Linked DNA regions of Homo sapiens: region 2 is linked to region 1. Evidence: chromatin loops called from intact Hi-C (ENCODE). Cell type or tissue: PC-9. All regions are shown on one strand. Each heading gives the region's core, and the rest is flanking DNA. Links, peaks and the distances in the headings are about the cores only. Region 1 has its middle 13 kb from the start of PRSS2. Region 2 holds the start of MIR11400 (microRNA 11400).

The links. Hi-C counts contacts between places; a loop is a spot of excess contacts. Peaks named below come from ENCODE experiments on the same cell type or tissue, not always from the same donor. Only the 100,000 strongest peaks of a DNase experiment are listed, where the experiment ranks them.
Region 2: it touches region 1 in a loop (9-fold over the local background); 2 of 110 quality-filtered maps call a loop at or near these places.

The regions. Positions count from the first base shown.
Region 1 is chr7:142,775,562-142,791,518 of GRCh38, reverse strand. It overlaps TRB, the pseudogene WBP1LP1, TRBD1, TRBJ1-1, TRBJ1-2 and TRBJ1-3, and 3 more genes. Among named protein-coding and RNA genes, the nearest start is that of PRSS2, 13 kb to the right of the region's middle. In PC-9, for the core only: a CTCF peak has its summit at 8,033 (motif pointing right); a DNase peak (open chromatin) is centred at 7,998; H3K4me3 peaks cover 568 bases.
Region 2 is chr7:142,470,440-142,486,396 of GRCh38, reverse strand. It overlaps MIR11400 (microRNA 11400), which reads right to left and starts at 11,870; the gene lies at 11,794-11,870. It also overlaps TRB, the pseudogene TRBV7-5 and TRBV5-5. In PC-9, for the core only: CTCF peaks have their summits at 7,569 and 7,770 (motif pointing left); DNase peaks (open chromatin) are centred at 7,376 and 7,716.

The DNA of each region.
Region 1 (15,957 bases), core at 3,136-11,135:
ACTTTGCCCCTCCTTTCTATGCTGTCCCATGGATGCACATTGCCTACTGTCTCCCCAGCTTCCTATGGTCACATTATATCCTGATTGTCTTGGCTGTTTTTACTGAGGCTTGTCTGATCATCTATCCAAATAATTTATCTGTGTATCTTTATTTTTCAAAGCCTTGCTTGGTGCATGGCTATGTAATCCTGAAACTCGAGGTAGGAAACTCTCATTAGTGGTATAATTACAATAACTAAATTGACTTTTTCTAATTATAATTTTCCTTTTTTAAATCAAGATGTATATATTTGTCTCGTGGGGTAGTGACACATATTAGAATTAGCTTTTCTTTTCTAGAAAAGACACTTTTCCATTACATCTGAGTCCCCCACCTGCCCAGCACCTTTTTAAAAAATTTTATTTTCTTGCATGTAACCCTCTTTAAAGAGCCAAACCTGGTCAATATCTGATGGGATGGTCCACATTTCCTCCTCCCCTGGGGCAGGAGGGTGTGGTAGCTTGTCCAGGATGGCTGAAATCCCATGGAAGTTGATGGTCATGGGATTAACCCTTTCTTCTCTCAGAGTGTCCAGCAACCCTGCCTGGCCAGGATTGGAATCCGTCCACAGTTAAGCTTTGCATTCTCAAAAGTAGTACAAGCTAGACCACTGAGTATGAATGAACCACAAAGTCCAAGGGCCATTTCAGTAGAAAGCTCACACTGCAGAGCTCTGGACCTTTTCACATGCTTGAGAGAGGAGAGAAAGAATTTCTGGGATTATTGGAAAGAATGATTTCATCTGAAGACACATGAGGAGTGGAAGAAACCACAATTTACTGTGCCCTTTGCTTGGCTCTGTTCCAACCATGAGAGTGAGCTTTTGGTGCAGAAATGTGGCAAGTCTAGATATGGGTTCTTTATCCAAATTTGGGAAATGTTTTTGATGGGAAAATTGAGATGCAGGTTTGGAAAAAGGCAAACCCTGTGACCTAGTGATCATAAACAACAGGAATGAAAAGGATTGTCACCACAAGTTGAGTCCTTTACAAAATCCTTTACAAAGGATTTTCATATAAGTTAGTCTCTTCTGTTTCTATGTCTTAGAGAGGAGGCAGCTTAAGTTGCTTTTCAAATTGCACACCTCCCCCACCACAGCCCCTTGAACCCAGGCCTTTGAATCTGGTGATTTGTACTTTCCACTCAACGTCTTGGTGTGTGTCCCCACCTACACTAATGTCTGCCCAAGCCCCTAAACTTTGGTAGACCCTATGAGTCCCATTCCTCCACCCTTGTCTATGTCTCCATCCTAGACCTCATCCCATCCCAACCCCGCTCCACCGCCTGTCTGCTTCCTCCCCAGCATGGGGAAGGTTGTACTAGGGCTTCCTGGTGGGGCCTTTACCCTATTGTTCTAGCATAGATTCTGAGGCTTAAGAGAATGGAGTCTTGGCTGGGTGCAGTGGCTCACATTTGTAATCCCAGCACTTTGGGAGGCCAAGGCAGGCGGATCACGAGGTCAGGAGTTTGAGAACAGCCCGGCTAACACAGTGAAACCCTATCTCTACTAAAAATGCAAAAAGTAGCTGGGTTTGGTGGCAGGCACCTGTAATCCCAGCTACTCGGGAGGCCAAGGGAGGAGAATCGCTCAAACCCAGGAGGCGGAGGTTGCAGTGAGCCGAGATCGTGCCACTGCACTCCAGCCTGGGCAATAGAGCTAGACACCGTCTCAGAAAAAAAGAAAATAGAGTCTCCTACCCATTTTGTCTTCTTTATACCTTATCTGTTGCTAAGATAATGTCAGTTTCCAGTTGTAACACTCTCTTCAGACCTATCTCCCAAACACCTGCCAAACACAGGCACCTCAGAGACTCCCTGCAGCTCGCCCAATGCTGTGACAGGGACTTCTGCCCTCAGGCCTCAAGAGCAACCCTGAAACCACCTGTCTCCCCAACCTGGTCATGCCTGGCTCATGAACCTTCAAACTACCTCAGGAAGACATAGATGCATCTTCTAAGACTGGTAGAGAAAGAAAGAAGGAGGGAGATGAAGACATGAGCAGAGTTCTGTGCTGGAGGCTGGCAGTGGGGAGAATCTTAACATAGAAGACAGAGCTAGTCACCAAAAGGAGTCAACAATGCAGAAGTGGAGTTAGAATGGGAAGGAAAAAATGGAGAAGATGCAATTTAAAAAAGGGAAAGTAAAACAATACATCCACTAAGAAAGTAGAGATGAGAAGAGTCCCAGAAAACAATGAAAAGAAGAGCAAAGAAACACACAGCCCTGAAGACTAAGCAAGGAGCTCTACAGCTGAGGAACTGCAGGCAACACAGCAGAGCAACAAGCTGGAAGAGCTCCAGGGAGGGGAGGAGAGGGCACAGTGCTCCAGGTAAGAAGGGGTGACCCTGACCTCCGTTCTTACACTCAATTCCCTTCCCAGCAACTGATCATTGCAGTCAAACCCAGGCACCCCCGAGTCAAGAGTGGAGCCCCCATACCTGTCACAGTGAGCCTGGTCCCATTCCCAAAGTGGAGGGGTGAATTATAGGAGCACAGCTGCAGAGGCTTAGATAAAACCCACCCGGCGATCTCCAGTCAGAGGGCAAGTCTTAGCTCCCTGACAGCAGGATGGCTGCCTTTCTCTGCCTGGATTCATGGCTCTGGACCAAAGGGATTCTGTTAGGAAAAAGGCCTAAGCATACTGTGCAGCATAAGGCGCAAGAGGAAGAGGCTTAGGAGAGGCAGAGCCATGCACATAAGAGGGAGGATGAGCCAAGAAGGGAGTGAGGAGGCAGATTATGGACTGAAGACTTAGAGAAGAGAAATAGAGGAGTCAACCAAGACACACCAAAGGGAACGCAGGCACAGGCACAGCTCTTACCCCATGGGGTAAGAGATTTTACTCAATCTGCCTCACCAGCACCGGGAGGAGAAGCAGAGAACTCTGCCTTCAAGGGACAATGGCCATACCACCCTGATTCTGCAACTTACCTAGGATGGAGAGTCGAGTCCCATCACCAAAATGCTGGGGCTGATTGCTACACAGTGCATCATGAGTGTGGCAAACCCCAGAGGAGCTGGTGTGGGCCCTTCCTTCCAGAAGCTGCTTACACACAGAACTCTTGGGGCCCCACCACACACTCCACTGACCCACATTTTATGAGCTTTTCTTGGCTGTGTTCTCAGTTTCTGCCCTCCCGCAAGGGGTCCTCCTGGAACTCCGACCTTATGATACACTATCCCGAAAGAAGTCTTTTACATACCCAAGACAGAGAGCTGGGTTCCACTGCCAAAAAACAGTTTTTCATTAGTTGCACAACATTAAAGACTGGAAGGAAAACCGCGACCTGCTGCCTTCCACTCCTGCCTCCCCAAGTCCACCTGCCAGGTCCTCTCCTGTTCCTTAGTAGAATTTTAACCCTGGTGGGTAGAGGGGTAGACAATGGTACAACCCAAAATGCGGTGGTCAGCAGACCAATTAGGCCCCGTGTGATCCCCCAAGTTCCCTCTTCTGTGACCTTCTCCTTTCTGTGTGAGGGAGAGAAACGGTAGGACCGTGGTGGTAAGGTCAGAGGCTCTTTTATCTGTCATGGCCGTGACCGGCACCCTTCAAGGAGACAGGAGATGTTCAAGGTGACCCCTTCCAAGCTGAGTCTACCCATCTCTCAGTAGGGGAACCTAACTTGGCACAGGCAGTCTACAAAATAGTGGAGAGGAGAGGGAGGCTATCCCCTCCTCATCTGCCTCATAGGCCTTCCTGACAAAAATACACTTTCACCTAAGCACTAGAGACAAAGGCTCCGTCTGGATTCCAGCCCCTTTTTGCAAGTTCCCAGCTGTCCAGCCTTGACTTACTCACCTACAACAGTGAGCCAACTTCCCTCTCCAAAATATATGGTGTTTCCAGAGCACAGCCTCCCAGGGCCACTTCAAAACCCCCCAGTCTCTGCTGAGCACAGCTGGGATTCAGGCAGAGGTTGGGAGTTCATGGGAACTCTTCCCTCACAGGGACAGCAGCTCTGCTTCCAGTACTCTGTGTTCCCTTCCAGAGCTTGCCCAAGACTCAGGCAGGTGACAAAAAGAGACACAGAGTGGCCTCCTATAAAATCCAGCACAGGAATATACGAAGAATCTACAGAGAACCTCTGTCAGTGAAGCAGATAGATGGAGAGGTGTTGTGGCTCATTCATTACCCACCGGGCTTTCTCTGGGCTATCTCAGGGAACTATGAGGAGAGGCCCCCTCCCCTTCCCTCTTCTGCCCCATCACCCTGGGCTCAGCTGTGACTGCTCAGAGCCTCTGGGAAGCCTGGGTGGATTCGCCCTCACAGGGAGCCTCCCCTGAACTCAATCCCGGGACATGACATGACGTCTCCCTCAGTCTGGCTCCGGGAGCTGGGATCTCTGTTCTCTTTGACATTTCCCAGGACAGAGTCCTCCCTCATCGCACCCCTCCTAGAGACCCCCAGCCTTACCTACAACGGTTAACCTGGTCCCCGAACCGAAGGTGTAGCCATAGTTAGCACATAAGAATATAGCCACTCTAAAAGGGACACTGTGGACCCACTTTTCCCTGTGACGGATCTGCAAAAGAACCTGAAAAATGTCTTACCTACAACTGTGAGTCTGGTGCCTTGTCCAAAGAAAGCTTCAGTGTTCACACAGTGACAGGGGTCAAGGTGAAAATCACATTGAAGGCATAGAGAGGGGAGAGGGCCCTGGCTAGGATGGAGGACAGTGAGCTAAGAAATCTCCTCCTGTGCTTTATGGGTATTACACAGAAGAACACTTTGACTTTTGCTTTTTAGGACCATGGAGAATGACAGAGTCCATCCACAGGGTCCTAGGTTCCTTTTTCAAAGGATGCCCCATTCAGATGCTCCCTCTGTGAGGGTCCATCGAAAGGGAAAGTGCATGGCCTGCAGAGGATGGCAGGGGCCCAGAACCTGTGACTCCATCTATAGATACCCCTGACTTCTTCCCGAGTCCTCTGGAGAGCTGGTCACCTCCGATGAACCTTCCACCTGACTTTGTCTCAATTTTTGGGGATTGGGACCCTCCCTGAGTCCTCCACTTGTGAGGTTCCTGAGGCAGTCTTCTTATGTCTGACCTCTCTCTGCCTGGGAAGCTTTAGTTCTCATCTGGGCCTGTCCTTGTCCACAGTCTTGGTCTGACATGTGATCAGGAGTGAGGCAGAGGCATTCTGAACCAAATTGCATTAAGACCTGTGACCCAGGAGGAAAGAAGAGGACTCTGGGAGTTGGGACCGCCAGAGAGGTTTTTGTAAAGGTTTCCCGTAGAGTTGAATCATTGTGGCCCCCTGTCCCCACAATGTTACAGCTTTGTACAAAAACAGCCCCTCCCATGGGTCCGCCCCCAGAGCCTGGGAGAGACCACCAGAGCAGCTGCTCCTTTGAGGGGAGTGGAGGGTGGGTGACATCACCCCCCATTATGCAAGTTGGTGGTGGGGTATGGACCAGGCCGGGGGCTTCCTTCTCACCTCCAGGCACTGTCCTCAGGATGTTTTGAGCTCCTTAGAGCTGGATGTCTTTGTAAGGCTGTTTGGCGAAGGGGCTGGTCTTCTCCAGTACCCACCCCTCTCCAAGCTGTTGTCACGTTGGGGCATGTCCTTATAGAGAAGCCACAGCCCCCATCACTACCCTGGCCCTGCCCCGAGGCTGTGCGTCACTCGGAGGGTTTTAAGCTATGACTTAAAATCCAGAAAAAAAAAAAAAAAAGACAAACAACGACATAATGATGACACACTCGCATGGTAAAATATAAACAGAATCAAAATATACATAACAATCTGGGAAAAATATTCCTAGTTCTCACCATCAGGGCTAATCTCCTCAACATGTGGTGAACTCCTAAAAATCAATAGGAAAATAATCCAGCAGCCCAATAAAAATAGGTGAAGAGTAAATTGTTCAGAGAAAAATAAATCCAAATGGTACCTAACTATAAGGGAAAAAAAATCACAATAAGAAAAATAAAATTAAAAAAACTTCATCAAAATACACTTTTCACTAATTTGACTGACAAAATTGAATTATATGCCCATCAGTAAGGGACTGGATAAACTGTGATATGTTCACACAATGGAGTAATATTCAATGCTAAAAAAAGAATCAAAATATTTTATATTGCTATGGAAAATTCTCTAAGATACATTATTAACCCAGAAAAGAGAAAGTCTCAGAATAGCATAACTAGATGCCACCTTTGTCTAACAGAGGGGGGAAAAGAAGAATTATACTTTTGTATTTACTTGATTTTGTATACATTTTGTATACAGAAACACTGTAAAGATACAACAGAAACTGACAAGAGTGATGACCTATTAAGAATGAGTGGAGTAGGCCACGTGCGGTGGCTCACCCCTGTAATCTCAGCACTTTGGAAGGCCAAGGCAGGCAGATCACCTGAGGCCAGGAGTTCGAGACCAGCCTGACCAACACAGCAAAACCCCATCTTCACTGAAAGTACAAAAAAAAAAAAAAAAAAAAATTAGCTGGGCGTGGTGGCAGGTGACTATAATCCCAGCTACTTGAGAGGCTGCTGAGGTAGAAGAATCACTTGAACCCAGGAGGCGGAGGTTCCAGTGAGCCAAGATCACGCCACTGTACTCCAGCCTGGGCGACACGGTGAGACTCTATCAAAACAAAAAAAAAAAAAAAAAAAAAAAAAAAGAAAAGAAAGAATGGGTGGAGTAGACAGAAACAGAGCGGAAGTAAAAGTTACATTTCCCAGTGTCAACGTTACTGGGTTGTTTCCATTTTAGAGTCATATAGCTCTATTGTCTATTGAAAGTCAAACTTAAGTTAATTTTAAAAATCAAGAAAATTTGGCTTTAAATAAAATATGCTACTTTAAAAACCTACTTGTTTAATTTACAAAGTCATTTTTTTTGCCAAAGAAGTTTATGTGTGAAGTTATGTATGAAGTTATGTAGAATTTATGTAAGAAGTTGTTTCCTTGTCCTGAATTTGCTCAGTGAGGACTTAATCACTTGGACAACTGTGAAAAATGTAGATTTCTGAGTAGTCTTCATGACCTATTGAGTTAAAATCTCCAAGACTGAGTTTACTTATTTATTTATTTAAATAAACAAACAGAAAATTACCCTGGGCGTTTCTGTTACAATGCCAGGCTTGGGACCCACAGCTTGTCCCCAACTAGAACAGGGCAGAGGTAAGCCATGGTGAACATCAGAGGGTAGTCTAGGACTGCCATAAGTTTGGTGCCAGGGCATGGCCCTTAGAACTTAGGGAAGAAAGAAAAAGAGGATTTGGTATATTCACGGCATTAATAGTGATGGACCTCGCAACATGCTACCAAATGCCTGCATAAAAAGTTGATTGCAGCCAGGTGCAGTGGCTCACGCCTGTAATCTCAGCACTTTGGGAGGCCGAGGAGGGCGAATCATGAGGTCAGGAGTTCGAGACCATCCTGGCTAACACGGTGAAACCCTGTCTCTACTAAAAATACAAAAAAATTAGCCGGGCATGGTGGTGTGCGCCTGTAGTCCCAGCTACTCGGGAGGCTGAGGGAGGAGAATCGCTTGAACCCATGAGGTGGAGGTTGCAGTGAGCCGAGATTGAGTCACTGCACTCCAGCCTGGGCGACAGAGTGAGACTCTGTCAAAAAAAAAAAAAAAAAAAAGTTGATTGCTTTCATCCATTGGATTGTGTCAAAGCCTCTTGCCAGTACCTTTCCTAATTGAAATATTCAGTTTATTTTGATCTATTTCTGCATGTTTTCCTGCCTTACTCACCTCGTTTACTTATCAATAATTCATCCTCTAAGTTAGTGTCTTTTAATCACCTAGTGGGGGCCCTCATCCCTACTGGCCTTATAAATAATAATGCCACTCTGTCTTGGCATCATGGTTTTTTAGAATTCCGATGGAGTTTGTCCCAGTTTTGCCTCTCTGGACGGTATGCCCAAGCTCATATGCAGCGTTTTTTCCATAAAAGCTAGGAAGACCAGTTAGGCAGGTATCAGGTTGGGGTCATGCATCCATGTGGGCAGCAGGGGGCAGCCTTTCCTTATTTTTTTAGACCTAAGTAACTGCAATCTGAGCTCGGCCACTTGAGGGGGCGAGAAGAATGCGCAGCTCGTGGTGGGGCGAGGACGCGGAAGGGAGCAGGGTTACTCCTGCGCCTCTGTGTCGGGGGCGGGTGGGAGACCGGGAGACACGCAAAGAGCATTTCACGTGTGCAATTCTTGAAAGCTTTCCAGCATGTTCATTTCAACCTAAATTCCTTGTTCTCAGTTGAGGAACTGAAACCCCAAGAGGCTAAAATGAGTTGCCCAATGACAGAGAAGCACCGCGCCCCCAAGACTCCTTAAATTCAGGAGATGCCGCCACATCCTGCCCTTCCGTGAAACCGACCTCCTGTGGCCAGACTGCCGGGCTCCCAGCAGCCCCGTAGCGTGGCTAAACCTCTTAAACTCTGTCTCTTTATCTGTAAGCTAGGAGCAATAATAATACCTACCTCATGGGGTTGTGAGAATTGCATGCGATAGTGCGTGTCGGGGTTAATCATGGTGCCAGAAGAGTCAGTAAAAATGTTAGTGACTGAAGCCGGGCGCGGTGGCTCACGTCTGTAATCCCAGCACTTTGGGAGGCGGACGCGGGTGGATCACCTGAGGTCAGGAGTTCGAGACCAGCCTGGCTAACATGGTGAAACCCTGTCTCTACTAAAAATACAAAAAATTAGCCGGGCGTGGTGGCGCTTGCCTGTAATCCCAGCTACTTGGGAGGCTGAGGCAGGAGAATAGCTTGAACCCGGGAGGCGGAGGTTGCAGTGAGCCGAGATCGCACCATTGCACTCCAGCCTGGCGACAGAGAGAGACTCTGTCTCAAAAACAAAACAAAAACAAAAACAAACAAAAAATAGTGACTTGTTTTCAGAGAGATATCGTAACTGCCCAATAGGTTCACCTTGCCTGCTGTATAGACAGAACCGATTTATCAAGACAGGGGAATTGACATAGAGAAAGAGTAATTCACCCAGAGCAGACTGTGTGGGAGACTGGAGTTTTACTATTACTCAAATCAAATCTTGCCGTCTCCCCGGGAATTCGAGGATCCGAGTTTTAGAGGATAATTTGGTGGGCGGAGGGGAAAGCAGTGAGTCGGGAGTGCTGATCCGTTGGGTTGGAGATGAAACCCCAGCTGCTTTCTTGTGCTGAGTCGGTTCCTGAGTGGGGGCCACAAGATCAGATGAACTAGTTTATCGATCTGCGTTGTGCCAGCTGATGCATCAAGTGCAGGGTCTTTAAAATATCTCAAGCACTGATCTTAGGTTTTACAATAGTGACGTTATCCCCAGGAGCAATTTGGGGAGGTTTGGAATCTTGCAGACTCCAGCTACGTGACTCCTAAACCATAATTTCTAATCTTTTGGCAAATTTGTTAGTCCTATAAGACAGTCTAGTCTCCAGGCAAAAAGGAGGTTTGTTTTGGGCAAGGACTGTTACCGTCTTTGTTTCAAACTAGAAACTAAGTTCTTCCCAAAGTTAGTTCAGCCTATGCTGGGGAAGGAATAAGGACAGCTTGGAGGTTAAAAGCAAGATGGAGGCCAGGCGCGGTTGTTCACGCCCATAATCCCAGTACTTTGGTAGGCAGAGGCAGGTGGATCATGAGGTCAGGAGTTTGAGACCAGCCCGGCCAACATGGTGAAACCCCGCCTCTACTAAAATACAAAAAATTAGCCAGGCATGGTGGTGTGCACCTGTAGTTCCAGCTACTGGGGAGGCTGAGGCAGGGGAATCACTTGAACCTGGGAGGTGGAGGTAGCAGTGAGCCAAGATCGAGCCACTGCACTCCAGCCTGGCAACAGATTGAGACTCCGGCTCCAAAAAAAAAAAAAAAAAACAAAACCAAAAACAAAAAAAACCGCAAGATAGAGTTGGTTGGGTCAGATCTGTTTCACTGTCTCAGTTACAATTTTGCAATGGCGGTTTCAATACTGGCCTAAGGATGTCATTACCGTATCCAATCTCAAGTTTTCAGCGGGCATCAGAAGACCTGGAAGATATGTTAAAATGCAGGTTGCTGTCTGGGTGTGGTGGCTCACGCCTGTAATCCCAGCACCTTGGGAGGCAAAGGGGCAGGCGATCACTTTAGCCTAGGAGTTTGAGACCAGCCTGAGCGACATATGAGGTTGCCATCTCTACAAATAATAATAATATTAGCTGGGTTTGTGGTGTGCGCCTGTGGTCCTAGCTACTTGGGAGGCTGAGGTGGGAGGATCACTTGAGCTTGGGAGGTCAAGGCTGCAGTGAGCAGTGATCATGCCATTGCACTTCAGCCTGGGCAACAGAGCAAGACCCTATCTCAAATAAAAAAATATGCTGTTTGTTGGGCCCTGTCCCAGGAGATCTGACTCGGTGGGTGTGGGGTAGGGCCTAGCTTTTGTGTTTCTCCTAAATTCCCAGGAGATTTTGGTGTTGCTGGCTTAGGGACCACTCTTTGAGAATCATTCTTCTGGAAGGGTCTTTCTTTTCTCAGCACATTTCCCTCCACTCCATGTTTATTCCTCCACTCACTGGGTGCTTATTACATCCCAGGCTTTGCTTAATCACTGGAGATATCAGGATATGTAAGACAAGATGTACCCGCTTGAGGAGCACACAGTTGATTGCCAGGATGGACGCATCTATTGCACCTGAGCACCTGAGCAGGACTAGGACAGAGGCAAGCGGAGACAGGAGGAGGATGGCTGCCTCAGACCCGAGGGAGGGCCAGCAGAGCCAGACCCAAGGGAGGTGGGGACAAGGAAGAATCAGGAAGACTTTTCTGAAAAGGGTGAAGGGGAGGTTAGGAACGGCTTCCAGTCTGAGAGTGCCATAGTGTCCAGAGACAGAGGCAGGAGGCGCATGGCTTGTTGGATGGGCCACCAGGGCTTCTGAGCAGGGGAGGGGACAGGGGAGGAGAGCAGTGAAGAGGCATGAGACTGGGAGTGGGGGCAAGGGTGGTGCCAGGAGAACCCTACATTTCCCCAGGGAGCTTGAATTCTAGTTTGATCACTGTGGGAGGGTAGGGAGCAATGCCATAACCAGGAGCTCTCTGAGAGCAGTCGTCTTGCCGCATGGAATGGGACAATTGGGAGGTGCCCCTCAGGAGATGCAGGGAGGAAGGGAATGGGTGATAGTGACAGGGGGCTGGAGAAACATCAGAGGTCAGCGCTGACGGACTTGTCATCACCTCAGACCACAGTCATAGCGGGATGTGAGGCGGGGCACAGAGAGCGTGGGCTTTGAAGCCAGGCAAATGAGGAGTCAACCCCAGACCTACCATCTGCTGGGCTTGGGACGTGGGTAAACTAATAAGCCTCTTTGAACCTGTTTTCTTATCTGTACCGCTGGATTAATAACCACTCCGGAGGGGAGAGAAAACTAAATGGGAAAATGTCTATACATAGGAATAGTGTAAACATGTTGGTATTATTCTGTGGAGGAATAAAAGGCAGACTTCTCAAGAACATGAGGGATGGAGACCAAGGATTTGTCTTCTCCCCTCCAGACACAGGAGCCAGTTGTTGGGCAAGAGGGCCAGCACGATCATCTCCAAGCAGGACATCAGCTTGTGGGGAGTACAGACTGGGTTAGCAGGAGCACATGTGGAGAGGGGCCTCCGAGGAAGCTGATTCGGTCAGTGCTGGGGTTTCCTTGCATATGTTTGCTCTGGGTACAGAGAGGACCCTGTGTAGTCAAAGGCAGCAGTGAGGTCTTGCCAAGCATGCCAGCGTGTCACACATCAGCACATTGGGAGCCCACAGAAGTGCCAAGGCCAAGAAACCTCTTTAAGACCACTGTTCTGGAGGGCAGAGGAGGAGAGGAAGCAGAAGGAGGGCAGTGCTGTGATGGAGGAGCAGGAGCAGGAGGGGCTTGCAGAGGAGATGGTCTGGGTGGTGTGTGTGTGGGGGTGTGGGTGGTGTTCCTGGTCCTCCAGGTGCTGCCCAGCCCCTGTCAACCCAGGGTGAACCCCCATGGGATAAGCCTGTGTGGTACCAACAATCCAAGCTACACCTGTGACAAAAAACACTGCTGTGGCTCTGGCTGGTGTGGGCCACCATCATCATCCTCTTGAGCTGCTGCTTCGTCTGCTGCCACCGCTGAGCCAAGCACTGTCTTCAGGCCAGGCAGTGGCAACAAGAAATCAACCCGATCACCTGTAGGAAGCCCATGATTACTCAGCACTGCCACTTTATCTTCAGTTTTTTGCCAAACTATTTACTACCTTGTTATGAGGGAATGGTTTCCCGATCTCCAACTCTTCCCCAAACATATAGTGACTTCCAGCTATGGCATGTGGCCCTTAAGGTGGCAGTGACCCTGGGACTCCCAGGAGGCACAGAGCAGCCCCTTGGCTGGGCCTAGCAGAAGCAGCACAAGACCCCCACTCATTGCTGACCCTGGGGCCTCTGACACCAGCTGACACAGCAGCCACCAAAGACTTGGGAATGGAGCCCAGTGTCTGTGTGGCCAGCCTGGGGGAGTTGGGCCGAGGAGCCTTCCTGTGCAAGGATTTAGAATATATGGAGCAGCTGCTGAATGATTACAACTCTGAGCATGGCAGACTATCCCCGCCCCTCCCCGCCCCCTTCGCCCCAAGCAAAGAGAAGATACCATGTGTGCAACTGGGGCCAACATGACGATGGCCCCAAAGCATTCAACATGCTCATCAGTGATGCTCTGGATGGCCCCCTGGATGTCCATGACAGCTGCCCTGTGCAGTCACCTGGTGACAAGGAGCAATGCCCCTGCCAGCCATGCAAGGAGCAAGCTTGAGAGTCTGGGCATCTGCACCTACCACGGCCCCCAGTCCCTGCTGCTGAGCACCATGGATGAACAGAACTCTCCCAACCCCTAGAGCAGCAGCTCCCAGCCAGAGCCGGCCCTGTCTGTGCCCAAGACCTTGGCAAAGCAACCAGGGCTCGTTGTCCCCCTTTGTTTTCTCTTCTTCTCTCCTGCATTTTTCTCCATCTCCAGGTACAGCTTGGGATGTGGATGCCTCTCGCCACACAAAAATGCTTGGGATTCATTCCTGATACCCCAATTCAACCCGATTTTCCCTCCTTTTAAAGTCAGATCTCACCTACCTGTTTGGTCAGAGAAATGTGTGTTTTAAAATCCCCGAGGAAGGAGGCAGGGACTGAGCCCTCAGATGATTATCGGTGAAGTGGATTTATGCTTAATTTCAGTTTAAGAGAATGTTGCTGCGTCTCTGCCTAGGACAGGCAGCCCACTGTGGCCCTGGGTGACAAAGGAAGCCCACAGAGGCCCAGGGTTTGTCAACTGTGGCTGCCAGTGTCTGCAGAGCCAGAATTGAGCTAATCCCATGAAAGGATCAGCGCTGATGGGCAGTTGTATGGTAGGTTGCTACGGGGCTTATTGATCTCTCAAATTCCAGGTCACAAGATCAATGCATGCGTGAGGGGCCCCTTCCCAGCAGGCTCTGGTGGCTACAAACTGGTTCAGGTGTGGAAGATCATTATCACTTTACCTTTGGTTTTTCTTTGAAAAACAAACAATGAAAGACAGATGAAACCAAGAAATCTACCAGTGGGCAGGCAAGAATTCTCTTCGGGAAAAGGAATGTTTGTGGCTCTTCTCCACATTGGCCTTGAAAGAGCTTGGCTGCAGAGTGGCTATTATTAAAATGTCAAAAAACAGAAGATGCTGGTGAGGCTGCAGAGGAAATGGAACACCTATACACTGTTGGTCAGAGTGTAAATGAGTTCATGGAAAAATTAATGCAGAAAGCAGTTTGGAGATTTCTGAAATAATTTAAAACAGAACTACGATTCCACCCAGCAATTCCATTACTGGGCATTTACCCAAAGGAAAATAATTGTTCTGCCAAAAAGACACATGCTCTCACATGTCCATCACATCACTATTCACAGTAGCAAAGCCATGGAATGAACCTAGGTGGCCATCAGCGGTAGACTGGATGAAGGAAATGTGGTACATATACACCATGGAATACTATGCAGCCATGAAAAGAATGAAATCATGTCCTTTACAGCAACATGGATGGAGCTGGAGACCATAATCATAAGCAAATTAACATAAGAACAGAAAACCAAATATCACGTTCTCATGTATAAGTGGGAGCTGAGCATTGGGTACACATGGATATAAAGATGGGAAGACTAGACACTGCAACTACTAGAGGGAAGAGAGAAGGAGGGTGGATAGAGCTAAAAAAATACCTATTGGGTACTATGGTCACTGCCTGAGTGAGGAGATCATTTGTGCCCCAGACCTCAGCATCACACAATATACCCATGTAACAAATCTGCACATGTACCCCATGAATCTAAAATAAATGTTGAAAATATTTTTTAAAAATGGGGTCTGAGCCAGGAGCGGTAGCTCACGCCTGTAATCCCAGCACTTTGGATCACTTGAGGTCAGGAGTTCAAAACCAGTCTGGCCAACATGGTGAAACCCTGTCTCTGCTAAAAATACAAAATAAATAAATAAATAAATAAATAAATAAATAAATAAATAAAATAAAAAATAAATTAGCTGGGCACAGTGGTGGGTGCCTGTAATTCCAGCTACTTGGGAGGCTGAATCACTTGAACCCTGGAGGCAGAGGTTGTAGTGAGCAGAGATCATGCCATGGCACTCCAGCCTGGCTGTAGTTCAGCCAGAAGGATATGTGTGAAGGCTGAGGTGGGGGTTCTTCAGAGCCTCTATGAGCAGAAGGGCCTAAGCTGTGCCGGTGGACAGAGTTTCAGTTTTCTGCCTCTTTGCCCTTTGGTCTGGACCCACAGGTGAACAGTACCAGCCTCCATCCCAAGCACACGCTCTGCAGGCCTTCACATCTTACGGTTCCATGCGAGCAAACGGACTGGGAAAGCTGTGTGGCCTGAGAAAAGGCAACCCCGTGGCCTGACTCTCACACAGTATTTTGTCTTGGATTTTGAATAAGCACTTTTTTTGCTTCTTTTGTGTTTTCGGTGGTGGTGGTGGTGGTTTATTTTACACTGACCACTTGGAAGAAATCCCATGGTTATCTGTGATTTTCATGCCCTATTTCCGCTGGCAACCCTTCTCACTGGGGTGACTCACTTTCCTGTGTAAAGAGTCTTAGTGGCCAAGATGGGAGGTGGAAGCAGCCATCTGGAAGGCCATTGGGATCCTTATGTCTGTGTCTTGGCTTGAGGTGACCAGCTGGGCTTTGATAGGAATGATCTGAATGGAGACAGAAAACACTGGAAACTAACACTCCCCATCTAGCCCAGCCCAGCCCTGTTTATATGAAGCGTTTGGTTCTTCCCTTGACTCTTGAGTAATGATGATATTCAGATGAGGCATTGACATTGTGGTAAGAAAGGGAAAAAATGTATCTGTCTTGTCTGTCTATCAACTGGATATATATCTCCCAAAGCAGACAAACCCAAGGCTGTAAGGTGAACTAGGGTCTGCATTTGGACTCCATAAAAACAAAATCCATGTTGAACAAAGTGATGTTTGTATGCAGTGACGTTTTGGGTGACCCATGTGTATCTGTCCATTGTGTGCAAGCCCTGAGCCCTGTTTTCCTCTGAAGATAGTGAGTGGTAGCCGTCTCCTCACACAAACCACATGTCTGGAGCACAGATGGCCCTCTCAAGGTAATTGATCTTACACATTTACTGTTTACCAAACAAGTGTCTGATGCATACTTGGGTGTATTCCACAGCATGTGTACTGTGGTCCCCTGTGTTTGCCAGGAATGCTGTGCTGCATGTAGAGGTTTTACTCTACTCATCCCTGCAATTTGCACGCTGCTCCATGGACACTTGGAGGCCTGTGCTCTGTTCCCTGTAACTGGAAATGTGCTCTGAACTTGTCTGTCTCCCTTGGCTGCTCCTGGCCCTTAGCGCCAGCTCCCAGGGATGTCCACAACCACTTGGGACAGAAGGTGAAGGTGGAATTTCAAAGAGAAGCTTGCTTGGATCTTGGGTG
Region 2 (15,957 bases), core at 3,634-11,633, 310 kb after region 1:
GTGGCCACTCTGCCGAGTTCCCTACTGTCCCTCCCCACTGCCTGTGCTTCCTTCTCTGTTGATTCAAAGAAAATAAGATCCTCCTAATTTTAGAATGCAGGAACATTTACCAATTTCTGGCCCATGAGAGTCTCCATTTGAACTCTGAGTTATTTATTAAACAAACTGTGACTCCATTGGCCGTACCATTTTTGCCTTCACCACCAGACTTCATAAGGTAAAGAAGCCGTATAGATGTTTACTTAATGTCAAAAATAAATTGTCCCACCTTGCAACTACTTACAAAGCAAAACTGACTAAAATCAGATGAGATTCTAGTTAACATTGTTTTCCTCTCCATTTCATGTAGAGGAAGTGACCCTTAGTTGCTTCTCCTCCCTCCCTCATTTTAAGAACAGCTCGTCACACAGTTCTCTGGCCTAGATTATCCACATCAGTGTCTCTGCTACGTCTTGTGATGGGAAAAATTTTTTCAAAGTTCAGATCTTCTGGTTCCTGGCCACTAACCACATACCCACTCTAGTACCTCCCCACTGCCAACACCATGATACTTTTACCTTCAGTGCTGTAGGGTACACAGACTCTACTGCCCCCTGGCGTCTGATCCGAAGACAACGCCAGATGGTTCTAGACTTCACCTCCCTCAAACTCCAGTGACCCCTCTATCAGTTCTACACAGAGGCAAGCCAACTGTCCTCCATCTGGCTCCACCATTTATTAGCTCTGAGACCATGGGCAATGCCATTCATTAACCTTCCTGGACTCTAGCCACATCTAGACTCGTCTATAAAACAAGACGCACATTCCTCTCCATGCTTTATGAGGATGAACTGAGATACTGTGTAGGCTCTGGTAGGTTCGATAAACATCTATCCTTTTATCTCTCCCTGTCTCCTCATGCAGGAGAAACTGATAAAGCTCTCACACCTGCTAGGATTATGAGTGATGGAAAAGCTGCATTCATCAACTGGGTGCTGGGGTGAGGAGAACTTGGAAGCATAAAGAGGTCATTCAGTCACTTTAGAAAAGATTTGGCAGAATTTAGGACTCAGACAATAGAGCATGAATGTACCTGTCTACCCTCATTATGCAATATGAAGCAGCTAATAGGAGCAAGTTAGATCTATATCGACCAATCTGGAACAATAAGACCAGGGTATATTAACAGAAAAGAGTATGCATGTGGCCAGTAAAGTGTACAGGTGAACCCAATTTCTGTAGGTGTACTTGGGTAGAAAGGTGTGCATGAACACAGAAAAGAGGGGTGAAAAGAAGCACACCACAGTGTTTGTATTTGTTACAAATGGAAGATGGGATTGGACATACGTAGACCTGTGTTGTCAATGCTGTCTGCAAATATACAATTTCAAATGAACTTTCCTTCCTGAGAGCAATTGAGAAAGAGGACTTCTGAGGCCAGAGCTGCAGGAGGGGCCTGGAAGAGAGGCTGCATCTACTCACATCATGGTGATGTGCGTTCCTTTGTCCAGCTGAGACTGGCCTGGCAGAGAAGCTCAACACAAGGCAGAGTTTCATATGCACAGAGCTGCTCCGAGCTCTGAAGGCCCCAGCCTGGGCAGTGTTGGGGAGACTCCTATGGGACAATGTTTTCCACTGCCCAGATCACGATCTCGTAAAGACAAGGCCACCTATATCTTCCACTGAACTTTGTGTGCAGAGGAAGGTGGCTGTGGGGTAAAGCCTGGTGCAAGAGGGCACAGAGGTCTGGGAGAGACTGTCTGACACCAAGGCCACATATTTGGCTTTGAGAGGAAGTCAAAGACATTCAGGGATTTCTCTGTAGTGTGGGCTGGGACAGATCAGCTGTGCACCAGCTTCGGCTCCTATTAACATCTGCACCTGTATTCATGGATGGCAGTCTCAGGCATCTCCATGTCACTTCGCGTCCTGCCTTTGTTCTCTGGTATCTTGGGATCAGGTTGTTCCAGCATCTGTGAAGTCTATGATAGAAGGAAGTTGAGTGACCAAGGAGGGACCCCAATAATGCAGACCTGATGTAAAGGCTTAGGCTAGGATGTGGTGAGCCAAGGAAAAGTCTTTAAAGATCTCACCTGCCCCCAGGAGGCAAAAGGCCACACCACTGAGGAGTCTGGTGGCCAGAGCAGGGCCAGGGAAAAATGTGCAGATTGTTGGGAGTTTTTTCACTTTGTGTGTTGGGGACATAATTCCTGGATGTCAGTAGAGTCACTGGTGATGCCACTGCCCCTGCCAGCCAGTGACTCTGCCCTCTGCCTGCAATTCCGCCCTCTACCTGCTGCAACCTTCAACCTAGAGTCAAGTCATAAACCTTCACCCATGTGGTCTCTGCTCCTGGCTGTCCCTCTTCTAACAACAACAGCTTGATAAAGTTCGTGATCATTTACCCTCCAGCTACCTCTCCACCGTCAGCGCAGGGTGTCCATTTTGGGATCTTTTTGACAGGCTGTTGCTTCTTCACTGAACATATGTGCTTCCCTCCCATTCCTAGGTCTCTATGTTATTTCTGACGTGAGATATATTTCAGGTACATTTCTTCTTAATGGAGAAAAGCCAAACTTAAATTTTACTAGAATAAATTAAGAAAAATATGTTTAGACATTTATATGAGAAAGAAGTTTTTGTCTACACACAAACAAAATTGTTTTTCATTTTTGTGGCATTAAATTAAACTCTTGTACATCAAAAAACACCATAAAAATGAAAATGTAAGCTACAGACATGGGAAAGATAAAGGGAATGCATATAAATGATTTTTTAAAAAGTGTGAAATTTAACATTCCTCAAAATTGCTAATTAGGAGGCCATAGTAATAACCCCCTGAAGACATCTGAGCCTCTGCTGCGGCCCTGCTGGTCACTAGAGGGCAGTGTGAGGGCTCTGGTTTACTGAACAGGATACAGAAGGTGGTGATGAAACAGGGGGGTAGGTGGAAAATGGATGGACTAGTTTGTTTCCCACTTCTGATCCTTACAAGCCAGGAGACACCGGGGAAAATGACTCAATGTCCCTGAGCCTCCCATCTGTAAAGGAAGGATGAGAATGTTTGATTTGCAAGGTTGTGGAAAAGCTTTAAGATATGTAACATATACAAAAATCTAGCACACACCAAGCGCTCAGCAGTCACTCTTATACTGAAGTTACCCAGGAAGGGACAAGCTGCAAGAAGATGCAGCACAGAAGCAGGCACACTCAGGGCACAGGAAACCTGGGCTCTATTGGTTGGGAAAGGTCTGCCCTCAGTAGGACACAAGACATGCCTTCCAAGCAACTAAAAGCTTCCCTTGAAGGAGTGAAACCTGGGTGGGGCCTGCAGCTCTCAAGTCAAAGTTACGGCAGGAAGTTTATATACAGAATGTCAGTGATTCTGCCGGGCTGTGCCAAGCTGCTGGCACAGAGATACAGGGCCGAGTCCCCCAGCAACAAGGCGTTCACATTCAGCTCAGAGCTATAGTTAGGGAACTGGCGAGCTGAGAATCGATCAGGGAAGTTTCCTCTTCCTCTCTCTTCTTTCTCATAATACTGAAAGATAAACTGGGGCCCCTGACCCAGGACCTGTTGGTACCAGGACACACTCTTGTGCCCAGAGATAGGAGAGCATCTCAGAGTCACTTGCTGTCCTCTCGTTTTGATCAGGTGTGTGGGACTTTGGGTGACTCCAGCGTCCACTGGGCCTGTGGGAAAAGCAGATGGAGGATGAGCTCAGGAGACAGCCTGGAGGTCTTCTCCATGGTAAAGTGGAGGACACGGGTGGAAAAGCTGAGAATGGGGCTGCTGTCCTGTGCCCAGGACTCACCTGCTCCCAGGAGACAAAGCAGCACCCAGCAGAGGAGCCCAGGGCCCATGGCACAGTGGGGCAGGCAGCACTGCACCTGATTCAGGGCTTGGTCCTCCTGGGGAAGAACCCAGTGAGTTCTGAGCCTTGATTTTCCTGATGGGAGGGGTATCCTGTGATGTCACTGTCCTGTGTCCTCCCCATGCAGCCTTCCTTAAGTCTAGCGCACTACGGACCCTGGACTCAACCTGTCCTGCAGAGCTGGAGGAATGTGTGAAGGCAGAAGCTTCTGTGGTGATACAGTTGCTCCTCTACCTACACTGCCCCAGCTCACAGGCAGCCCCACCACCCTATCACCCTTCTCCCACCTAGTGCTGTGGTACTCCATCCTGGAGCTCACACACCTGCCCATCAGGGGAGGATGAGGAGCCTGTGATTAAACCTCAAGTTGCAGTTCTTCCTTGCTGTCCTCACATCATCTTTCTGATGCTAGATTCACACCATGTTTCTTATCATATTTTCCTGTCTCAGGCAACATTCCCAACCCATTTCCTGAGTGGCCAGCGGTGCAGAGTCCCCAAGATTTAGTCCATCTGATCAGAATCAAAGCAGACCTGTGTTGTCTGTAAATTATCAAGAGTTCAGATTCCCCAGAAATAATTCTAGGGCCTTCTCAGCTCATAGCACAGACCTAGCCAGCTTGGGACTCAGCACCCTCAAGGTCATCCTATACGTAGTGCTCTGGACAGTTTATGTTATTCCCTTCAGATCCACCCTGCCTTCAGAAGCTGACCCCAGTGTATTATGTTAACTGGCTCCTCTTTTCTCTAACTCCAGAGCGAGTTTGTCTTATTGGAGACAGGACAGCAGAGGTAGGTAGTGTCACCATCTGTGCTGGTTTGCAAAATCTATTCCCTTGGCTCCTTTCTTGCTGGGTTAAATTTCCTGGTGCCTGAAAGTAGTCCACAATAGCCTGAATGCTTAGCTGCTTAGATATTTCCTTCAGTAGATATCCTAGCTAATAGCTCATAATATTTTTATTCCAGAAAGTCCTAGAACAGGACACAATTTTTCCAAGGTTTTTGCTACCTACAACAAGGATAGCATTTACTTTGATTTCCGATATCTTGTTCCTCATTTCCCCCTGAGCCTTCACCAGAATTACCCTTAATGATCTATTTCAGCAATCTAGGCTTTTGCTTGTCTGCTTCTCCGAATTCTTCCAACCTCTATCCATTACCCATTTGCCATTAACCAAAGCTGTTTCTACATTTTCAGGTCCTTGTTGTAGCAACAGCGCCACTCTCAGCACCATGTTTTCTTTCAATTTCTTTCCTACTGCTGTAGAGAAATACCACAGACTGGGTAATTTATAAAGACAAGGGATTTATTTGGCTTATAGATCTGGAGACCGGGAAGTCCAAGATCAAAGGGCCATAACTGCTGAGGGCCTCCTGCTATTATCCAAGGCAGAAAGAAGGGGAAGCAAGCACCCAAGACAGAGAAAGTGGCTGAATTCATACTTTTTATCAGAAGACCATTCCCAAGACAACTTATTCACTCCCACAATAGGGCGTTGATCTGTTTCTGAGGGCAGATCCCTGATGACCTAGTGATAACTGTCCCACCTCCCAATACCATTACATTGACAAATTTCAACATGAGATTTTGTGGGGACACGCAAGCATAGCACACACATCTACACTGTGAGTCAGTATTTCCACTCTTAAGTCTATACCTAAAAGAAAATAAAAAAAAAAGAATCCATATATCCACAAGAAAGAATTCCACAAGAATATTCACAACAATTTTATTCATAATAGTTGAAGACAGGAGTAACATGGATATCCATCAACGGGAGCATGGATAAACAAGTTGTGGTATATTTACACAGTGGAATATTAGTCATAATAAAGAATGACCTGCTGATACAACAATATGAATACACTTCAGAAATACTAATTTTGGAGGAAAATAACTCAATAAAAATGTTATATGATTCCATTTATACGGAGTGCAGGAATAGACCAAGCTAGTCAATGGTGATAAAAATAAGAAAAGTTTTGGCCTGGCGCCGTGGCTCATGCCTGTAATCCCAGAACTTTGGGAGTCCGAGGTGGGTGGATCACGAGGTCAGGAGATCGAGACCATCCAGGCTAACACGGTGAAACCCCGTCTCTATTAAAAATACAAAAATTAGCCGGGCATGGTGGCGGGCGCCTGTAGTCCCAGCTACTCTGGAGGCTGAGGCAGCAGAGTGGCATGAACCCGGGAGGCAGAGCTTGCAGTGAGCTGAGATCACAGCACTGTGCTCCAGCCTGGGCGACAGAGTGAGACTGTCTCAAAATAAATAAATAACTGAGAAAAGTTTTTATCTGTGGGATAGAAATTGATTGGAACGGAGCATGACGACACTTTCCTGCATGACGGAAATTTTTTTATAATCATTTCAGTTACCGTTGCTCTGGCATATGCATTTGTCAAAATTTACCATGTTGTCCTTGTATTAATATTTCTGTTTTTATCTCTATTAGTTAAACCTTAAATAAAATTGTTACTAAAAAGTAAACAGTTAATTGCATAAAATATGGGAGTCATTTACAAATGTATGCTTGTATTCTGTACAGCCCAATTTAAAAATGAATCACACAAAAATAAGAAAAGACAGGAGCACACATATCTGTAAGTTATGGAGAATGTGAGAAGTGCTTGGTGACTGAAGTGGCAACTTTAAAATTTGGTATCAAAATAAGCTCAACTGATGCGTGGGCTGAAAAACAACTGAGGATCAATATCAAGGAAAGCTATAGACAAACAAAAGCTGTTTACAATATCTTTATATGCTGTTGAAATCATTCTGACAACCATGAGCTGCTATACATTTCATAACTTGGAAAATTGGGCATTCATCACTCTCACATTCAGACTTTCCTTTCATTTTGGCTTTCAACAGATTGGCCAATTGGTGAAGTGATTTTTTTGCCCAGCAAGCAGCCTGCTCCCCTCTTTGTGAGTGGGGTTCCCGGGTGACCCGGCCCTCTCCCTTCGACAGCCTCACAGAGGGGAGTTGGGCACAGCACAGACACACGGGGTTCCCTGCACGTGGGGTTTGCACTCCCTGTGAAGCCCAGCTCTGGACCTCCCAGTCCTGCAGTTAATGGATCCCAACTAAAGAAACCTTGCCTCTAGGTATTCGCTTTACCTGTTAGTGCTAAGGAGGGATACAGGCTGGAGAAAAATAAAATGTTTGCTCAATATTATTCTGTAATATTTTACAAGAAAATCAATTGAGGACTTCATGGATTTTCATCCAAGCCAAAGTCATGATAATAGCTGAATTCCTTCTTTAATCTACCCTGAGAAGACTTAAACACTGCTCTCAATAACACAAATACTTAGTGGAGACTTATTTATAGTCTCTTTTTGGTAATTCTACTAGTCAATTATCATCAGGTCTAACGGCACAGTTTGGTGCATCTACTAACATTTTTCTTCTGTAGTCTGTTTACTTAGGTGTTTTAGAGCTTGTTCTCAATATTTTTTGTCCTCCAGAGAACACATGCCTGGTGTCCAATGGAATCTCAGCCAAGGTGATGTTATCAGTACGACTTCTGAACTTCTAGAATTCCAGATCACTCAAGCAGATTAAAGCTGTTGCCTGGCCAGACCTGCAGGGAAGATGAGGTGCAGCAGAGACGCACTGGGCTCAGGACACAGCCCACCCCTCGCTTTTCCCTTTTCCTCTGAGGCAGTTGCTCCTCTACACCTGCCCCTGACCAAAATTTGCCCCGGCCAAAATTCCTCAACTGTAGATGTCATTAAAGATTAGAGGGACTTCCCGTCTCTTGCATAGCTGTAGGTAGCCTAGCAATAACTGAAAGCTGCTGCAACATCTGCATAATACAGGATCCAAGCCCTAATTTTTCTTAACCCTTTCCCTCCTAGGATGCTCTCCTAGACTCCCCAGAGACCTTTCGAGCTCAGTGGACCACACTGCCATCTTGTGGCCAATACGTGAAGTTTCAACATTGTTTCTTCTGTAATGGCCCAAGGAATGCTGGGAAGTGTCTGCAGAGGAAGCTGCCAGAATATTCCAGAAGTGCCATCACGCTGGTTTTATGAGCAGCTTCCCTTAAACCCTAAGTCTAACATTAGTTCTAACCCTGATTATTGCTTTGAGTTACCAATCTTAATATCCCACCCTCATTCTGAATAACACTTATCACATAGGTCCAGTTATAGTTTAACTTTTTCTCCCTTAAAACTACCATCTAAAGAAAGAGTAACAGAAGGAGAGGAATGAAAGGAAATAATATTTGGCTTAAAATAGGAAGAAAACACAGACATTGAAGTATAAAGAGATTATTTAATCTGAATCACTAAAGATAAACAAATCGTCCTCCAAAAATGACAATGTTACCCCAAAAGTATAGATCAGCAAAAGATGAAGTCAAATATCTATTAATAAAAAGTAAAATTGAAATATATAAAACGAGACCTCTTACAAGGCAATAAGCAATGAATGGTGGAGGGAGCAGTACCTAATGCAGAAAATAAGGATGGATATAACTAAGACTAGCAAAGGGGCTGCTACAGGAAATGATCAGCTTGTACAATGCACATCCACTGATCTGAGCACCAAACACGGAAGAGATGATTCTGAAACAGGCAGAGGAGCAGCGGGAGATGAGGACACGCTGGTACAAAATAGCATCATAAGGAAGCAAATCAGCCGGGAGACTGTGGATTAGATGACTTTGCTTTCTCCTGTCTCCTGTGACAGCTGAACTGGACCATTTTCCTCTCCAAGGATTTGCTCCTGCACCCTGAGTTAGAGGCCCCTGGGATTTGCTCCTCGTCAGATTCCCATGGATGAACTCCCACTCCCTCCTTGTTGAGCACAGTCTGAAGGAGAGGTCATCTCTCCCTCCCCTTCAATCCCACAGTATTGGGGAATGGCACAGACTTCTCAATTGGCATCGATCTCTCTCATGGCATGCTCACATGCCCCCTAACTGTGCCTTTTCATTTCCACTAGACTGAAAGTTAGATGTAGGCAATGAAACTTAACACCTTTATCATAGATACCCAAGTAACTGCTCTCAAAATTATTGCTATTTCTTTCACTGCCTTGGGTTACAGCTGAACTTTCCTGTACAGCACAATTTCCTGTAAAGGCACAATTTCTTAATGTGGCTTAACCACAAAAACCTTCCCAAGTGCCAAAAACAATATAACTACCAAGGGATTGCTCTCCTCATTGGTGAGATGGCACAATAAAACAAAAACAAAGAAAATTTTGTCAAATACTTTAAAGGAGACCCAGAACCCCAGTCCCTCTTATACAAACATCACTGTTTGGCCTCCCTCTACCTAAGAGACAGGCAGAGCCATTCCTGTGCCCTGCACCTGGTGGGAAAGCCCTGCTGGAGCCTGTGGGGAGCTGGTGAGGATGAGCCTTGGTGATTCTGCCTCCAGAGCAGGGATTCTCGGGGAGCTCTGGACAACTTCCAGGGACTGAGATGGAGAGTGGCCACACTCCGTCTTGGAGAGGAGAATATTGAGGGTGTGACCCTTCTGACCTCTCAGCCTAAAGTAAAAGCAGAGTCATTCCTGACTGGTGGGGAGCTGCTTAGTCTCCAAAGCAAAATTGTCCTTTTTACAGGGTCTCTCGTTGCCACAGAAGAATAGCGGGGCTGTAAGTGTTTCACAACCCAGAGTTGCTGCTTGGCCATCTCTGTTCCCAATGACTCCAGCATCTGAATATTCCATGCAAGGAAAGATAATTTGTAAATAATGAACTGGTTCAGTGATACCTTTAGTTACATTCAAAATAGTTGTCATGTTCCAGACTGGCGTGCTTGCAGGAGACACAGAGCTACAGAGCAAGAGAATTTGGGAGCTGGATAGAAATGGGAGCAATCAAGGCCCCCTTAGATGATGGCTTCTAAGAACAGAGTAGAGGAGACATAAATTCTGAGCCCTTTTGTCCCTAAAAGACATGGCATAACAGGGACATCAGAAAATACTCCAGTGATGTGCTGATAAACTGGGTGTCTGTGAAGGTGGGGGCATGGCTGGTAGCATTTGCTAATTTCTGTTGTACCAACATACCCACCATGGCAGATTTCAAGCTCCCAGCATGGCTTCACTGAACAGGGAGCTGGGAAAAGTATGCCTATTTGATTCTTCTGACTCATACAAGCTGGCTCCAGCACATCCCTAGACTCAAGAGCAAAGCTTTCAAAGTTCGTCAATGCTTCCTACTCAACATACTAAAATGAGGCCACAGCAACTATAGCACACCTCATTGTTTTCATGATAGGATCAGTGTGTGATCCTGGATCTTGGAATGGACAAAGGGATGTTTGTGCAGAGAAAGGATTTCTGAGTCCTCTGAAGCTGCCAAGATCACAGAGCAAATAGCTATGTTGGTTGGTTGGGGAGCCGCTAGCCTTTGACTTGATGTAATTACTGTGAAAGTTTTCTCCTACTTAACTTAAGACAACAGAATGACTTCATTAGAACAGAAACTGCATTCCTTGCTATTTGTTCATTAGTACCATCTACCCTTTGCTCCTCTTGCATGTTCATTCTCAGTATAAATTGGAAGCCCTGCTCGTTTTTGCTACATGTTCTTGCAGCGCCGTTGACAACTATAGACTGTGTTTTCTTCAGCCTCAGTGTCAGAGCTTGTCCACTGTTAGGACCAGCTATCTCAGGAGTCACATGGAGGAAAGTGGCAGCAGTTAGACAAAGGGTCTAGGAAGACAGGGAATTCCCATCTGTGCTCTGGACTTACTCAGTCCCAGGAGACACAGGGCACCTGAGCAAGGAGGGATTTGATGACGACACAAGAAAAAATGGGTCAAGAGCAACTCCCTGCCAGTGACCATCATTCTCTGGAGAAAGAAATTTGGTATCTGTACCACCACAATTTCTGATCAGTGAATTTGGAAGGACTATGATGCCCCTCCTAGCTATGAAAGACTCAGGGCACCTCTATCATGGTTGCATCTGGGACACTGAGTCCCACACTTGGAGAAGTGGTCTGTCGCCAAGGACTCCCAGAAACCCACGATCCATAATCACATCAGCTCTGACCAGTGCATTCGCTTTCACAGATACACACTGCAGCAGCACCCACAGATAGGTGGAAGATTCTATTGCAATATAATCATTGTACTTCTATTTATAACAAGTACTATATAGTACTATCTATTATGAAAAATAAAATAAAAAGGAATAGATTCAATATTATAAATAAAACACTTCTTGAGTTAAAGGCCTCGGTAAAATTATTTCAAATCAAATGAGTTGGACAACAATGAAAACACTCAGAGTCTAAAAATCAGATTTCCTGAGGGAATCGATGTGAACAGGCAGCAGTGGTGAATGCATGCTTCTGTCTATCAGGACAGTAGCAATGGCAAATGGAAATAAAATAAAGGATACAAGTGGCTTAAAGTAGGCAGAAGAAATGAAGTCTTATTGTTACCATGATTGTATTTATCAAGTAAAGACCACGAAAGTTGCAAAGACCTTTACTTTAAACAGGAAGAGAGGTTCGATATTTTGTTGCAAAAATTTCCAAGGTGACAGGAATAGAAGAGGCTTTAGAAGAAAGATATTCCTGGGGATGTAGCCTCAGACCTTCCAGATGCCCCAAAATATGCAGGAGAAGAGCATGTTTCCTGCCCTTGACAACCTCATATATGTGGGTAACACAGCAGCCTCCAAGACCTATAGAAGATGCATGTCTGCCCTGAAGGCCAAGGCTAAGACACCCACTCCGTTTGGAGCAGTGAGCTGGCTCCAAGCACTCCTAGAGGGCAGTGGGACGTGATTGTTTTCACCACCTACATTTGCAGTCACTGTGTTTCAGGAATGAATCTGTGGTCTCTTTCTACCCAAAGGACAGCCGATGTCCAATTCTACTTATTTCCCACGAAAAGTGAGGATCAAAGATAGGCCTCTATTAAGGGTCTCTAGGAGGTGCAAGGAGAGAGAAGGATGAGGTTTGTGAGCAGGAAGGACACGACTGTGCCACACTGTGGCTAAGCTTCTGACACAGAGATACACAGCCGAGTCGCCCTTGCTCTGTGCGCTGGATCTTCAGGTGGAGAAAGATCCTCAGACCTCTCTGTGGAGAATTGATCACTGAGCAGCCCTGATTTATCTTGTTGAGTTTCATCCTGGAAGGAAGTCAGAAACTCTTGGCCCTGCCCCAGGGTCTGTCGGTACCAATAAAGGGTTACCTGACCCGAAATTGGATCACACCTGGGAGCTACATCCTGTCCCCTCTGTGTGACTTCGTACCTTGGGGACTGGGAGACTCCAGCACCTGTGTGATCTGTGGAAATAGAATTTGGCAACAGAATAAGGAAAACATCTGTAGTCATCGCACACACACACACACAAACACACACACACCTACACACAGAGAAAAAATAAAACTACTTAATGTTCTGAGGACTCACCTGTCCCTAGGAAACCCAGGACCACCCAGCAGAGGAGCCTGGTGCCCATGGCAGGGTCAGGCCAGGATGGGGGCTTTACCAGATCAGTGTCACTCTGAGCAGGAGCAGAGGACGAGGAATGTCCTTGTCTCCACAGGGCAGTTCCCACAGTAACATCACTTCCTCTCTCAATCCCCAGGATGTCAGGGTCACAGTATTTATATTAGAACACACTTTAAATATTTATAAGCTCCTTTTTAACAACATCAATGCCTGGCTCATTGCTTTGGGCTCCCGTGCTGTCTGGAGCCAGAGGCCTCACACTGCATCTCTGAGTTCATCTTCTCATCCTACAGCCACTCCTCTGTCTGCTGGGCATGTCTTGTAGGATGTGCCAACAGCATCCCCAAAACAAGGCACCAAGGCATTAGCTCATTGTCTATCCTGCAATTCAGGGTCCCCTCTGCCATCCCCATTTATGCCCCAGCCTCCTCCATTCCCTCAGTCACACGTGCCCAACGGGGCAGCCCCATCACTTGGGTTACCTCACGAACTGCCCTCATGCCTTTCTTCTGGGATCATTTCCCACCTTTCTTAACTGTAATTCAGAAAAGAAACCTTGATAGCAAACTCACAGCGGTCATTTTTCATGTTCCCCTTCTAAAAGTTATTTTTTTTAATCAATCTTACCTTAAATGAAGGAGAATGATAATTGAGCTAATGGTTATTTTTACCACTGTCTTAACTTACTGTTGTTCTCCATCTATTCCTATGGGACGTATTTGTCTTTTCTTTCTGATGGCTTTCAAAATCTTCTCTTTGTCCGTCATGTTCTACAATTTGCTTATGACTTGACTGCCTTATTTGAGATTCATTGTGATTCTGGAAACTCTGAATTTAGGTCCTTAAACACCTCAAAAAACTTCTCAGCTAACATCTCATAAATATCACTTCATAACATTCTACCTATTTTATCTGTCTGAAAATTCAATCATATGCAACAAAAAATGGGAAATTATGAAAAATATGCATATTCTAATATATGGGAAACATCCATTTTTTTCTTCCCTGTTCTCTAACTTCTTTCATATTTCACTTTTCATTTTCCATGCTGCATTCTAGATCACTCCTGCAGATCCATCTTTGAAATCACTAAAAATCTCTGTAGGAGGAGCTAATCAACTGTTTGACTTTCCATTTTGTTTTCAGTGATTGTATGAGGCATTCCTAGATATATTTTTTGACAATTGTTATGAAAGTTGATGGTTTCAGGCATTGTCTTTTTCCTAGTTTCAGTTCCCCGTCATGTTCATTTAAATGTAGCTCACCAAACTTTCATATCTTATAATGCCAACATTTCGAGTCTTCAGGTTTGCACTTCAAATGTTTGTTGCTTGTGCTCATGTTTCCTCATTGCTATCTCCTAATATTCTTCATACTGGGAATCCATTTGTTCGATGGTAGTCTGTGACATTCCAGTGAGGCCCAGAGTGAGAGTGAATAACACTAAGAGTCAGTCATTTTGCAGCCATCTCCAGTCTAACTCCCTAATGTATGGCGCCAATAACTGCTGCACTCTAGGCTGCCAAATACACACATGACAAAGGTCGGTAGGGTCAAAAATGCTCTCAGGACACTCCCAAGGAAAAATTCAGAATAGAATTCAAATTTTCTAATTATTTTTAATAAAGCTCTTTCATAAATAAATGCCATTAAGCCATGTAGTCATCATGACATTTTCTTCTAAGGAGAAATTACACATACATATTTATAAATACATATATACTCATACATATATAGACCCTCTGGGTGAGAGAGACTTCAGACACAGTATTAAAAGAAAAGTTAGTCACCAGCGTCTGGAACATCTACATACAAATTGTGTCCACATTCACCTGGGCAGCACAGGTGTCCCCCGGAGAGGAGTCCATGGACCGTGGCAGGTCGAGACAGTTGTGTGATCTGATGCCTTAATCTGGGAGAATCCATCCTGTGCTGGATTGTGTTAAGTCAACTTTGCAAATGAAGAGTCTGACTTTCCCAGAATGCCATTTCTGTTATCATTCTGGTTAGAGATGGTCAAGGATACATTTGGTAAAATTTAGAAGACAGATATAAAACAGTCACTATAACAATTGGCAAGTCATTGTGGTCAGACAGTGAGAGTCAGTGACCAGCAGATACAGAGGCATCCAACAGACCTCGGAAGTCCTGTTCCTTCTGCACCCTGTGTCCAGTTCATCTTCCCAAATGTTGGCCAACAGCAGCCAGGCTGCCCACAGTGTTTGGCAGTGCACCTGCAGGGGTGGCCCCCATAGACAAGGAACAGCTTCCCCAGAAGCAGGTTTCCTTGGCCTTTTCCTGTGCTCCCGGCTCAAGGTCCCACTGCATGTCCTGGTATGCTCTGATCCTCTCATGTCCCTGCCACTCTAGCCTGTCCTGCCCAGAGCTTCAGGAGCCCTGACTACTGACTGGCTCCCTCACCTTCTGACTTCTCTCCTCCAGACCTTGTCTTCCTCAGCTCCTCCCACATATGCATAAAGTCTAATTCTGATCATAAATCTGTTACACTCTCAAACTTGTAGTGGCCCTGTTTTATTGATGCAAACCTAATGGAGATTTTCTTACCAGAAGTGGTTTCAAGGAACAACCTTTAAGGATGGAATTCTAGAAGTGGATCTCTGATCTGTCTAGATTTGTTGTGGGGAAAGACCCTGAAAGAGAGCACAGAGACCTGGAGGAGGTCAGGTACTGCAGCCACAAGAGAAAGCCTTGAGCCAGATGTGGCCGCCATGATAGTGATTCCCCATCAATTTCCAAGATCGACCTGAGCCCAGCAATCAAAGGGGTGGGCTTTCTTGTACTTAATGCTAGACCTCTGCCAGTTTACAGTAGATGTAGTGTGTTCCTACTATTGGTTCGTCCACCCACTCATCACTCATTCAGCCTCTCGTTCACTCATCCATTCTCTGTGAAATGGGTATCCCCACACACCAGGCACTGATGTTGTTAATGCAGCAGGCACAGCCTTAGCTCTCATGGGCTCAAAAATTGAGTGGAGAGGCCGGGCACGGTGACTCACGCCTGTAATCCCAGCACTTTCGGAGACCGAGGCAGGTGGTTCATGAGATCAGGAGATCGAGACCATCCTGGCCAACATGGTGAAACCGCATCTCTACTAAAAATACAAAAAAGAATTAGCTGAGCATGGTGGCACATGCCTGTAATCCCAGCTACTCGGGAGACTGAGGCAGGAGAATCACTTGAATCAGAGTCAGAGGTTGCAGTAAGCGGAAATCATGCCACTGCACTCCAGCCTGGTGACAGAGTGAGACTGTCTCAGAAAAAAAAAAAAATTGGGTAGAGCACAAAAATCATCAGACAAGTATCTGAGAAAGCCTAATTGTCCTAAGGGTTACTAAGAGACATATGATTCTATGAGAGCTTATGAGAGGAAAATTGATCTCAGCTGGGCGGTGAGGGATTGCTTCCTGCGGGAGGGCAGATCATTCTGAGATCTGAAGCACAGGTAGGAGCTGGCCACTAGAGAAAGGAAGTCTCCATCCAGGGCAGAGGAAATGGCCTTTGAAGTCTCTGTGATGGGAAGGAAGGAGTCTCAGAAGAGGTGCTCCCCCCATGGCTGCAGTAGAGAGGGGCGGGGAGGCGGGGGATGGAAGGTGACTGCCCAGATGGGAAAGATAGGCCACAGGACAGACCATGGGTGGG